3 separate regions of the Homo sapiens genome follow, and regions 1 and 2 are each linked to region 3. The links are chromatin contacts, found by Hi-C or POLR2A ChIA-PET in ENCODE. All regions are on one chromosome and are shown on one strand. The core of a region is the stretch at or near the end of the contact, and the rest is flanking DNA. Distances in the headings are between cores, read along the strand shown. Region 1 holds the start of TMEM258 (transmembrane protein 258). Region 2 holds the start of FADS1 (fatty acid desaturase 1). Region 3 holds the start of STX5 (syntaxin 5).

Region 1 (4,259 bases), core at 213-2,712, 1.0 Mb before region 3:
GTAGAGATGGGGTTTTGCCATGCTGGCCAGGATGGTCTTGAATTCCTGACCTCAGGTGATCTGCCTGCCTCGGCCTCCCAAAGTACTGAGATTACAGGTGTGAGTTGCCGCGCCCAGGCTCAATTTTTTTTTTTTTCCAGACAGTCTTGCTCTATCGCCCAGGCTGGAGTGCCTGGAGTGCAGTGGTGCCAACTCGGCTCACTGCAAGCTCCGCCTTCTGGGTTCAAGTGATTATCCTGCCTCAGCCTCCCGAGCAGCTGGGATTACAGGCGTGAACCACCATGCCCGGCTAATTTTTTGTATTTTTAGGAGAGACAGGGTTTCACCTTGCTGGCCAGGCTGGTCTTGAACTTCTGACCTCCTGATCCGCTCGCCTCAGCCTCCCAAAGTGCTGGGATTACAGGAGTGAACCACCGCGCCTGGCCCTCAATTTCTAATTCAGTATTTTCCTCACTACCTATGCTATTATGGAATCTTGTGAGCTATGGTCAAGACATTCAAGTTCTGGTTCTGAGTAATCTGAGTCTGAGTAAAGCGACTGTAATATCTATTTCACAGAACTGAAAAATAAGAAAGATGATGAATCAAAGCATCTAGTGCCTAGCAGGGAGTATTTTGCTCAACAGGTATTTGCTTCCTTCCTAAGGCTGTAGGGAAGATGATGAGATAATGTCTTTTATGAAAGAGGGCTGTAAACGTAAAGATCTGTACAAATGTTAACTTCATTGTCACCGGTCAGCCAATGCTTCTAAAATCCAGAACATAACAACTCTAGAGAAGTAAACTGCCCCCATTGTTCTGAGACACTGGAATTCAATTCAGTAAACAATCACGGCCCCCTTCCCCCAAAATGATAAAGACAATCACTGCCATTTATTGAGCTTCCAATTACGGGCCCTCTGTTTGGCACTGAGAATACAAAGATGAATAGACATCATCCCAGAGCTAGATGCGCGTCAGACGGTGGTCACTAGGAGGCGTGGCCGAAAACAAAGAAGTCCATGGAACGTGGCCAGAGATCTGTACAGAGGCTGTGGGCGCTCCTAGGAAAGTCTGGCCAAGTGCCTGAGAGTTGGAAGTGCTTCACCAATAAACATTTGCCCAGGGCATTGTAGGATGGGCACGGGTTCGGCAGAAGAACTTTCCAAATAAAGATAACACACCACCGATAACAGAGATATACAAACTGGAAGGTATTCAAAATTCGCCCCACGCCTCTCGCCCTTAGAAATCGCGAGCTGAGAAACCTAAGGAGTTCATGGCAAGGGGCTTCCCCCTTCCCCACCCTTCAGCCCAAGCCGGAGGTTCCAGGAGCGTCTAGCCCTCTGGATCTCCGGCGTCTGAGGAGATAAGCGCGGTGTGGGTCAGACCCCGAGGGGTCCTCGCATCTCCGTCTGGAACTCCCCTCAACGCTCTCACCATTTTGCCCCGCGAAGGCTAATCCGCCGCTCCGCCACCGGAAGAACACGTCGGCAGGAGCAGGCGCCTAGCACAACCGGAAAAGGAAGTGCCTCCGGCGCAAGTGGCATTGAGGGACTTGTAGTCCTGCGATTTCGGGTGTAGAGGGAGCAGGGGCCTGCGGGGACCTGGTGTGGGTGGAGTGGGGACAAGCGGTGGAGAAGGGTACGCCAGGGTCGCTGAGAGACTCTGTTCTCCCTGGAGGGACTGGTTGCCATGAGAGCAGCCGTCTGAGGGGACGCAGCCTGCACTACGCGCCCCAAGAGGCTGTGCGTGGCGAGCAGGTCACGTGACGGGAGCGCGGGCTTTGGAAGGCGGCTGAACGTCAGGCCACCCGCCGCTAAGCTGAGAAGGGAGAGCGAGCTTAGGACCGCCTGCCCGGGGCAACCCCGAACCAAGCTTTAGCCGCCGAGGCCGCGTGTCCCAAAGGCCAGGTGAGACCCCATGGGAAGCGCCTCCGGGAGCGACGGGGTCCGCTTGGCGCTGGGGGCCGTGGGGAGCCGGGGTCTGGAGTGCGCGGGATTCGCAGTCAAGAGGTCCCGCCACTTTTCCCCCTGTGAGCCTTGGGCCAGTCGCGTAAGCTCCGAGCCTCTCTTTCCTCCATTGTAGAAAAGCGGTAATAAGTTCCACCTTATGGGGTCGTGTTGTATTTTTCCTAAGACCTTGGACGAGAAACATTTCTGACACTTGAGTTGTTTAGGCCCCTTTCCTGCCTACCTGTCTGTGGGACGCCGTGAGGGGATCAAGGGCTACATGGTCTGGTCCTCAGTCCACACTCCAGCAGCGCGGCCGGCTTGAGGCAAGAGCCGAAGGGTTGAACAGGCCTGGAGAGGGGACATTAGAGGTTTCTGTCTGTTGTCTCAGTTAACCCTGGCAGCAGCCCTGAGAGACAGGCATGGTAATCGTTCTTCTTCTGTAGACGAGAAAATAAACCTCAGTGGCTTGGTAATGTCACACGGATGGTAAATGCCGCGCCTAGATTCAAGGCCAGAGCTTTTGCCGCTGCAGTTCACAGGGGAATTATTCATATTAATCAAATGAATAATTCATTGTCAATTAATTATTAATTGATTAATAATCCAGGGATGGACCTGGAAGGACGCGTGAGAGGATGGCGAGAGGAGGGCACAGCTAAGGAAAAGTGGGAAAAGGCGGGCCTTATTCCAGCTTTCTGTTGAGATCCCAGAATGTAGGGTTAGGTTGGGAACCAGAACATGAAAGATCGTGATGCCATGCTGAAGTGTTTGGACTGAATTAGAAGGAAGAATTGAACAGTCATTGATGCTCTAGAAAGAACCCTGTGAAGAAAGAGTGGGAACAATGAAAAGGCCTGATGGAGTCTTTCGTTTCTTCTTTCTCTTTTCTTTTGTCTTCTTTTCTTTTCTTGACAGGGTCTTGCTCTGTTGCCCAGGCTGGAGTGTGGTGGCACAATCATAGCTCACTGTAGCCTGGAACTCCTGGGCTCATGTGATCCTCCCACCACGGCCTCCCAAAGTGCTGGGATTACTGCCCAGAGCCTCTGTGCCTGGCCCCAGTAGAATATTTCTTGGAGTATTGGACACATACCAACAGTGGGCACAAGATGAGTTTTTTATTTTTTTGAGACGGAGTCTCACTCTCTTGCTAGGCTGGAGTGCAGCGGCACAATCTCGGCTCACTGCATTCTCTGCCTCCTGGGTTCAAGCGATTCTCCTGCCTCAGCCTCCCGAGTAGCTGGGATTACAGGTGCACACCACCACACCCAGCTAATTTTTTTTTTTTTTGTATTTTTAGTAGAGACAGGGTTTCACCGTGTTGGCCAGGATGGCAAGATGATTTTAAATTGCACCCCCTAAAAATCCTTTTTAATAGTTATACATTTAATACATATTAAAATATAACTAATAGAACACAAATATTATTGCTTATGAGTTTTCCAGTTTAGTTTTTTAAAAAAAATTCTAAGTGAATGAAAGTACGGGTTTTAGTTGGAAGTAGCAAAAATCGTGAGGGTGATTTGGGAAACACTGCTATCTGGGAAACACTGAACTCTGAAGTGCAATACTCTTTTGAGCCCAGTGACTACAGCATGCCAGACCCCTAAATCAGGACCTGGGGAGGAGCCATGGAGTTAACATTTCAGACTGAGTGGTGGCGAGAAAACGCAAAGGGAAAGACTTGAAACTCTAGCAACATTATAATAAAAGTAGAAACTCTTATGTGCTGAGGCGATGATGAAGAGAGTTTAGAGAAGCTTGTGAGAAAGCCACATCACCTCCATTCAGATATGTTTGCAATCCTTTTTCAAGGCTGCCTTATTAGTCAGGGTTCTCCAGAGACTCAAAACAAATCAGATCTGTTTGTTTAGCTGGTGTATTTGCCTGTCTTTCAGGTCTGCCATTATGGTCCCTGGACTCCTCAAGCCAGGCCAAGCATCCTGGCCTTCTGTGGTCCTTGATGGAGACCTATGTTGCAGGTTTTTTTTGTGTAATAAATAATGCTGCTACCTTAGAATATCAACAGTATCTTATTTCTCTAAGCACGTGGTTCAATTTCTGGTACTCGTTGAGCCTTACTATTGAGTAAATTCTCCTGCTAGACTGAGTTTTTTGAGAATGGGGACCTTGTTCATCTTTTTATCTTTAGCAGTGCTGACATGGTGTCCTTTTTGTTGTGTGGAATTTAGTTGAAGGCATGAAGTTGGTGAGATAACACCAGTTATAACCTTTCTCCTTTCCTCCGTCTCTGACTTGCCTTTCTTTTTTAGTCATCCCTCCTCTGTGTTGCCATGGGAATTCAAGGCCTGGCCAAACTAATTGCTG
Region 2 (3,911 bases), core at 83-2,582, 1.0 Mb before region 3:
CTTAGCTCTGAGGGCTGTGGTCTAGAAAGGGAAGCAGCAGGCCTGGGGCTGGGGCGCGCGCCGACCCCGCAGTGAGACCAAGGGAAGAAGGGACAGGACCCCGCGAAGGGCCTACCGCCCCAGAGCGTAAACAGCGGTCCGCTCCGCGGAATAGCTGAAGACCTCGCTGGCCTGCGGCTCAGTGGCCTCCCCGGCGATTCGAGAACAGCTCTGGGGGTCCTCGCTAAGTGTATGCCATTCCCAATCCCTTATGTACGCCAGCGGCCGCTTGCCCTCCCCGGCCAGCGCTGTCCCTTCCGCGTCCTCCAGTCTTCACACGACGCAGGGGTCCCCAAGGCAGCGGTCTCCCCAAGCTTCCCGTTTCAGCCCCATCCTCGAGAATGGGCTCCTTTCCTGCTCCCTCTCCGCTCCTGCTGGCGAGTGGAGACCGGCACCTAGGTCCAGACGCGGCTGCGCTGCCTCTCCTAGCCATCGAGACAGGATGTGACTCCCTCCCCTGGCCACTGACCCCCTCCCTCCCCAGGCGGCCTGCATCCTTGCTCTCCTCCCTCCTAGCCTACCCAGCTCGGGGTTCTGTCCCCGCCCAGAGACCTGAGGCTCGGGGCTGCAGATGGAATGCACGGCAGGGAGGCGGGACCCTTTGTTTGTGTGTGCGTGTTGTTGGCCTCCATCCCCACTCCCCAGACTCCACTTCTCCAGGCCTCTCTCCCGCCTTTTCATCCCGCATCCGCAGGACACCCAATCACCGGGCAACAGGTATGATCAGGCGCCTCCGGGCTTTCCTCCGAATTAGTCGGTGTTTGGCTCGGAGTGCGTAACTCTGTCTCCCCTGCACTCAGCCTCCGGTCCCGCCCTCTCCTGTGCCCCCGCCTGGCTGCGCTCACCGTGGCATCCTGCCCGGCGTAGTGGCTGATGACCCGGGAGCCCCCTGGATGCCGGCGGGTGAACTCGCTGATGTTGTACACCTTACGGTCGATCACTAGCCACCGCTCCTCGCACCCTGAGCGCTGGGCCACCTCGTCCCAGGTGAAGTAGCGCGGGGTAGGTCCCTGAGCCGCGGTCTCGGCGGCCACCGGGTCGGGGGCCATAGCTGGCCTGGCGACGCCGCGCGCCGGGCCAGCAGGGGCTGTCAGGCGCGTGCTCGGGGTCCGCGGGCTCCAGGAGTGGATTTGCTGGCGCGCGCCCAGAGCCAGCCGCCTGCGCGCCGGGTTTTCAGCACCGCAGGGCAGACCGGCGGGCCTCGCAGCGCGCGTTCCCATTGGCCGAGCCTCGTGGCGCGGGGAGCGAGATCCCGTCCCCCGGTGGGTCTTGGGCAACTCACAGCTGGGCTGCCAACACGCGCCCCCTCGCGGGCTCCCTAAAGGCGTCGCCGCCGGATTCGACTTCCTGACGTCAGGCGGGCATCGCGGCGTTGGCTCCCAGGGGGCGCCGCGGTAGGAACAGCGGTTCTAGTGCAGGCCCTGGGTGCGGGGCCGCGCTGCAGGAGTGAATGGACTGAGGGGCCAGGGCTGCGGGGTGGCCGCAGGAAGGGTGGGCGGGGCCGGGGTTGAGGTTTTTCCGTGCACGAGGCTGCCCGGGCGGTCGCGGACATCATCTTTAGGCTGTGGATGCCTTGGCCGGGGTCTCCAGACGCTGACCCTCCAGGGTTGGAAACTACTGCCTGCTTGCCACGTCGTGCCGCCAATTGTGCTGCCCGAAGTAGCAGCCTGAGAGCCCTTGAAAGTTGCAGTTATCTTGTGAACAGCATATTTACGGTCTCTTGGGCTTGGTGGTGGTTGGGGGAGGGCTGTTAATGCTTTAATTTGTTCAATGAAACATTTAAAATGCCCCACAATTTTTATAACCCTGTTTGCCTCTTTTTGTTTTTATTTTTATTGTATTTTGGAAAAATTCACTGGGATCCTTGAGTGATGATCCTAGCGTCTCCTGACCCTTAGGTGTTTCACCTGAAAAGCCTGGGTCTTCAAGCTGAGGCATTTCTGTTCTAGCCTGGAGGCGCCTAGGAGCCCTGGGAGACTTTTTAAGCAGAGAGATTTGGCATTTAGATCTCTGGGTTTTAGAGGAGTGGGAACGCACCTAAAAGTGGGGTTGCCAGTTACAAAGCTGTTGCAGTCCTGAAGAGACCCAGAGTTTAGGTCCAAAATTTTATTTATTCAACAAACACTTTATAAAGCACTTACTGTGTGCCAGGCACTGTTCTTAGCGTTTTGCAAACCTTAACTCATTTAATTCTCCTAACAACCCTATGAGGTTGGAACAATTAACCTAATTTACAGTGAAGAAACTGAGCCCGGGGGAGGTTATTTTGTCACACAGCTTGTAAGTGGAGGGCTGAGATTTGACCCTGGCCTGTGCTCTGAACTCTCAGGCTCTGCCATATTTCTCATTACACTGGTATTTGGGCACTTCAAAGGGAAAGGAAACATAACTGTCCCAAGCACTGAGCTAGATTCTGAGCACGTAGGAGTCAGGAGAGGGTGATACAGAATAGACTAGGTGAAATATGGCTAGATTTCTGGTAGAAAAGGATTAATTCATTCCATCCAAATTCTTCATTTTATAGATAAGAAAATTGAGGTTCGAAATGGGGAAGGGGCTTACCAAGTTCCCATAGGGAAGTTTAGATGTCCTGACTTCCAGGTAAGATGCCAGGCTATTGGACCCTGCTCAGGAATGATGGTCCACACAGCTGCACCTCTGTACAGCCAATATTCCTTTTTTAAAAACCTTGCCCAACAACTTGGCAGTGTCTAATGCGAGCTACAAAACATTTTCTATTCTTTGATCAAGCAGTTTCACTCTTGGTAAAGTAGGGGAGACTGTGCAAAGATGCAGAAATAGCCAATTTAATAGCAAAAACTGGAAATAAACCCGAGTCCTGACAATAAGAAAATCGCCAAGCTTATTGGGATCTGTTAACACAATGAAGAATTAAAGAATGATTTTAAATGGCTAGAATGTGAACTATATTGATAGATATAGAATCCTTCCCCGTGAAATAAGCAGAACCCAAAGTAGTATGGGTTCGCTGATTACAACTATATAAGAAATTCATGGGTATTAAATAACAGAAGAGAGGTCCTTTACATAAACCATTTTTCCTATGTGACTGTGCAGTGGGATAAAAGCTCTCATACTGCTGGTAGAAGTGTAAGTTGATTAAACTGGAAAAAATAGTTTGACAACTTATATAGAAATTTAAGATTTTTTTTTTTTTTGAGATGGAGTCTCGCTCTGTCGCCCAGGCTGGAGTGCAGTGGCCTGATCTCAGCTTGCTGCAAGCTCCACCTCCCAGGTTCATGGCATTCTCCTGCCTTAGCCTCCCAAGTAGCTGGGACTACAGGTGCCCGCCACCACGCCCAGCTAATTTTGTTTTTGTATTTTTAGTAGAGTTGGGGTTTCACCATGTTAGCCAGGATGGCTTTGATCTCCTGACCTCGTGATCTGCCCGCCTCGGCCTCCCAAAGTGCTGGGATTACAGGCGTGAGCCACCGCACCCGGCCAGAATTTAGGAATGTTTTGAATACTGAAGAGATGAAAAAAAATAGAAAAATAAAAATGTTCCCAATAATTCCATGTTTAGGAATATAGCCTAAGGAAATGTTCTTAGAAAAATATTTATAGGTCAGGCGGGGTGCCTCACGCCTATAATCCTAGCACTTTGGGAGGTCGAGGCAGGCGGATTGCCTGAGCTCAGGAGTTCAAGACCAGCCTGAACAAAAGAAATCGGCTGGGCGTGGCGGCGTGCGCCTGTAGTCCCAGCTACTCGGGAGGCTGAGGCAGGAGAATTGCTTGAATCCGGGAGGCAGAGGTTGCAGTGAGCCGAGATTGTGCCACTGCACTCCAGCCTGGGCAACAAAGCAAGATTCTATATCCACACACAAAAAAAGAAAACTATTTATAAACAAAAA
Region 3 (4,226 bases), core at 1,426-3,925:
ATCGTGCCACTGCACTACAGCCTGGGCAACAAGAGCGAAATTCCCATCTCAAAAATAAATAAATAAATAAATAAATAAATAGCACTCCCAAATTTTTTTTAAGAGGAGCTGAGTGCAGTGGCTGACACCTGTAATCCCAGCACTTTGAGAAGATAAAGCAGACGGATCACTTGAGCCCAGAAGTTCGAGACCAGCCTGGGCAACATGGTAAAACCCCATCTCTACTAACAAAACAGAAATTAGCCAGATGTGGTGGCACATGCCTATAATCCCAGCTACTGAGGAGCCTGAGGCAGGAGGGTTGCTTGAGCCCAGGAGGTCAGATGTTGCAGTGAGATGAGATAGAACCATTGTACTCCAGCCTTGGTGACAGAGTGAGACCATGTTTCCAAAAAAGGAGAGAGAGAGGCCAGGTGTGGTGACTCATACCTGTAATCCCAGCACTTTGGGAGGCTGAGGAGGGCAGATCACCTCAGGTCAGGAGTTCAAAGCCAGCCTGACATGGTGAAACCCCATCTCTACTAAAAAAAAATACAAAAATTAGCCGGGCGTGGTGACGGGCACCTGTAATCCCAGCTACTCGAGAGGCTAAGGCAGGAGAATCGCTTGAACCCAGGAAGAGGAGGTTGCAGTGAGCCGAGATTGCACCATTGCACCCCAGTCTGGGCGACAAGGCAAAATTCCTTCTCAAAAAAAAAAAAAAAAAAAAAAGAGAGAGAGGAAGAGACTGGGCCTCGCTCAGCCTTCTAAGTAGCTGGGACTACAGGCACATGCCACCACGTCCAGCTTTTTTTTTTTTTTTTCCTGTAGAAACAGGGTCTTGCTTTGTTGCTCCTGCTGGTCTCTAACTCCTGGCCTCAAGTCATCCTCTGGCCTAGGCCTCCCAAAGTGCTGGAATTACAGGTATGAGCCACCACATCCAACCCTAAGTGATTTTGATACAAATTACTGATCTAGGGCCAGGTGTGGTGTCCAGACCAACCTGGGCAACATAGTGAGACACTGCCTGTACGAAAAAATTTTAAAATTAGCTGAGTGGTGCATCCATGTAGTCCCAGCTGCTCAGGAGGCTGAGGAAAGAGGATCCCTTGAGTCTAGGAGTTCAAGACTGCAAGTGAGCTATCATCACACCACTACACTCCAGCCTGTTGACAGAGTTGAAAAACAGATCTCAAAACAAAACAAAAACAACAAATTACTTATCTAGAAAATGTCCTTAATCTTACAGAGATAAAAACTAATATGTAACTAGATTAACTAATTTTCTCATGGTTACAGAGCAAACTTATGGTAGAAGTATATTGGAAAATTCAAGGTGCATGTTTCTCAGCTAAAGGCTCTTCCTAGAACTTGTTCCTTATTCACACCAATTATATTGCAGCCAAGTACTCTCTGAAGTACTCCCTCCAGAATAGCAATCCTGCCCTCCAAAGGATTCCTCACAAAAAAAAGTCTAAGTCCTTGCCCCTAGTTAGCCAGCCGACCTCTTCTCTGTTGCTTATAGCAGACCCTACAGGCCCCATCCAAGCCTATCAGTTCCATCAGGTACCCCCCAAAATTACTTCGGTTAACAGTGGTGGAGCACAGTCCTTCCTAGATTTGAGTAAGGCTCACTCCTCGCCTTTTCCACTCCAGGTCCTTACCTGACGGGTCTGCAGCGACTTGCAGGCAGACAGAAACTCCTGGGTCCGATCCCGGCAGGACATGGTGTCGGGAGGGGGAGGGACGAGGGTCACTGGGGGGGGCAGAGGGGCGATGTCGCTGCTGCTACTGCCAGCAGTTGCAGGGGACAGGACCTGTGTCTTTGAGAGACCCAGGTAGACACCCTGATCCGTGTTCTTAGACCCGTAGCGTTTCCGCGGGATCATTGAGACGCATAACCTCGGACTGTTGTGGAGGGGAGAGTGTCATTCCCCAGGCAACTTCTTTACCCAAACTCCCCCGCCCCACCCCAATCAACAAATCCCCGAGCCCCTTCTGCACTTCTCGTGGACTTTCGCGCCCAGGACGCTCGCAAATCCTGGGGCGGACCAGCAGCGGAAAGGGCCCCGCTTTTCCCCTGTCCCAAGTCGAACCCGCTTCAGACTCTTCTTCCAACTTGGCTCTGGCGGCCAGAGCGCGGGCCGGGGACCCTGAAGCAGAGACAGGGCCAGAGCCAACCCCGTGGTCCTGAGACTCCGGCCCGGCCCGTGTAACTGCCCCGGGCCCTAACCCAGCCCTTTCGTTTCCGCGGTTTCCTTCGGCCCCTCCGGGAGGGCCAGTGACGGACCTCCAAAGACTGACACACTTCGGTGGGCGGAGGGGGAAAACCTCTGGGTGTTTATTTGAAACAGGAAGTCCCACCCCCCGCCCAAGGTCCGCCTTCTGGAAGACTTCAACCACTCATTAGCTAAGGCCGACGTCTCTCTCAACAGAGGCTTTCCTGATTGGACGGCAAGGAATTCGCTCACCCGGAGCCGGGCCGGCAGGACTTGCCCGCTCGCCCCTGATTCCCTTCCCCCCGCCAGTCGTCGCCCCCGTAAAACCACTGCCCCAGAGCTGACACGGCGGCCAGATCCCCTCTTAAAGCGAATCTTACCTCCCCTCTGCCGCCTGCCGCCGCCGCCACTTCCAATCTCACCGGCCGTCACTGCCTCCTCCCCGAGCACTGAAGCCGCCGAAACCCGACCAAAGACTGGAAGCGGCCACGTCACCTACACGTAACCCCACCCCCAGTGACGAGGGGGCGGTCCCACGCGTTTCAAGCCCAGCGACCCGAAAGACACGCCCCACACCCAAACGCAAGAGCGATCCCGCCCTCCCATTGGCTAAGGCGCCACCGTGACCCCGCCCCAGAGTACTACAGCAGGCGCTCAGGGGGCTGGGCCCGCCTCCGGGAAGGAGCCTTAAAGAACCAGCTGCCCGGTGGTGTCCGCGCCCAGTCCCCCAGAGTGGTCGTGCAGGTATACGTTAGAAATTTTATTCTCTGGAGGTTGGGGCGGACTGAGAGCAGGTCTGGGGTCATCCCTTCTCCGGCTCCTCCTGGTTGCCTTCTCGGATCGGACTCTCCTGCTTCCGAATCTGGTCTGGTTGCCTCTTGCTTGGCCGCGAGGAGCCCCGACGACCGAACGTGGATAGTCGCCGCCACAGCACGGTAATCAGAAGGCTTTCGTTCGACTTGTGATTCGGATGGTCCGGGGAGTTCAAGTCGATATCTTCGGCGCCTGAGGGGACGACGAGGCCTCTGAGCTCACCCCTACCCTCGGGAAGCCCCCTCTCACACTCCCTGGGCCCTCTTTGTGTGTCTGTGGTCTCATCTTCCCTGCCGTCCTCAGACTCTTCCTCCTTGGACTGCTCATCAGACATCTCAAAGTCCTTGTCTTGGCAGCAGCCCATGGCCCCGCGTGGCCCTGGACTCCGTGCCACCCACGCCAGCCTGCCTGCCTCCAGGCCCGGCTTTTGTGACATCAGATATCCCGTCGCCCCAGCTCAGGCAGCCCCCACCCCAAGCTACCCCTCATTCCTTTCTCCCATCACAAAAGGCTCAGGGTCATGGTGGGTGTTCAGCAGTTTATTTACAAAGTGGGCACAGGGGCGTCAGGGGCTGGTGGACCCAGGCCGCTTCTTCTTTCTCCGTCTCGTTTGGAGAGCTCCTTGGGGCTGCTCCAAACCCGAGAGCTTCCGCTTGGCAGCTGCCTCCAAGGATGCCCAAAGTTCATCTGTCTCTGTGTCTTCTAGGGGCACCTTGTTGGGTTCTTGAGGCTCTTGGGGCTCATCCTGGTGAGTGGGAAGAAAGCTTAGGAGTCAGGGGGGCCGGGCACGGTGGCTCCCACCTGTAATCTCAGCACTTTGGGAGACCAAGGCAGGAGGATTGCTTGAGCCCAGGACTTAGCGACCAGACTGGGCAACATAAGGAGACCCCATCTCCACAAAAAGAAGTTTAAAAAAAAAAAAAAAAAAAAAAAAAAAGAAAAGTAGTCAGGGGCACAGGGACAAACCCACAGGGAAGGAGACCCTGGCTGAGAAAGAATCCCTCTGGGTACCACCACCTTTATTCCCTGCTCCTAGAAAGCAACCCCATCCATGCTGTTGGCAATAACCCTCTCAGGATTTTAACTGTTAATGCCTCTCAGAGAAATTAAGTGACCAGGCAGGTAAACAGATAGTCCCAAGTCTGCATTCCAGCTGCCTCCTTTTCCTCTCCATAGGGAGGTCCTCACATCTATGCCCTTGGCTCCCACATTCCC

What was found. Hi-C counts contacts between places; a loop is a spot of excess contacts on that map. ChIA-PET counts read pairs that join two places held with the same protein, here RNA polymerase II (POLR2A). Pooled maps may share reads with other maps.
Region 1: a loop to region 3 is called in a pooled map, with 5 times the contacts of the local background. The contact joins the promoter of TMEM258 here to the promoter of STX5 in region 3. A Hi-C loop is called at or near these places in 6 of 50 pooled maps. POLR2A ChIA-PET finds 5 or more read pairs at or near these places in 2 of 52 experiments (RWPE1 and activated B cell).
Region 2: a loop to region 3 is called in a pooled map, with 4 times the contacts of the local background. The contact joins the promoter of FADS1 here to the promoter of STX5 in region 3. A Hi-C loop is called at or near these places in 1 of 37 single-sample maps with no recorded cell type and 8 of 50 pooled maps. POLR2A ChIA-PET finds 5 or more read pairs at or near these places in 3 of 52 experiments (PC-3, RWPE1 and activated B cell).

The regions. Positions count from the first base shown.
Region 1 is chr11:61,791,137-61,795,395 of GRCh38, forward strand. It overlaps TMEM258 (transmembrane protein 258), which reads right to left and starts at 1,463. Exons shown (of 4, transcript NM_014206.4): 1 at 1,420-1,463. The coding sequence starts at 1,422. It overlaps FEN1 (flap structure-specific endonuclease 1), which reads left to right and starts at 1,775. Exons shown (of 2, transcript NM_004111.6): 1 at 1,775-1,892; 2 at 4,205-4,259. The coding sequence starts at 4,226. MIR611 (microRNA 611) reads right to left here and starts at 1,425; the gene lies at 1,359-1,425. RefSeq lists enhancers at 711-1,688, 1,481-1,775, 1,689-2,664, 4,210-4,259.
Region 2 is chr11:61,815,671-61,819,581 of GRCh38, forward strand. FADS1 (fatty acid desaturase 1) reads right to left here and starts at 1,333. Exons shown (of 12, transcript NM_013402.7): 1 at 885-1,333. The coding sequence starts at 1,259. LOC124902680 (a long non-coding RNA gene) reads left to right here and starts at 2,350. Exons shown (of 2, transcript XR_007062696.1): 1 at 2,350-3,911. It also overlaps a transcript of FADS2 not described here. RefSeq lists an enhancer at 1-534 and silencers at 1,055-1,254, 1,595-1,694.
Region 3 is chr11:62,829,376-62,833,601 of GRCh38, forward strand. It overlaps STX5 (syntaxin 5), which reads right to left and starts at 2,676. Exons shown (of 11, transcript NM_003164.5): 1 at 2,579-2,676; 2 at 1,644-1,887. The coding sequence starts at 1,868. TEX54 (testis expressed 54) reads right to left here and starts at 3,466. Exons shown (of 1, transcript NM_001395459.1): 1 at 2,946-3,466. The coding sequence starts at 3,375. The coding sequence ends at 3,001. It overlaps WDR74 (WD repeat domain 74), which reads right to left. Exons shown (of 11, transcript NM_001369450.1): 11 at 3,536-3,756. The coding sequence ends at 3,577. It overlaps STX5-DT (STX5 divergent transcript), which reads left to right and starts at 2,859. Exons shown (of 2, transcript NR_135084.1): 1 at 2,859-2,942; 2 at 4,188-4,226. RefSeq lists enhancers at 2,587-2,676, 3,047-3,116, 3,137-3,186.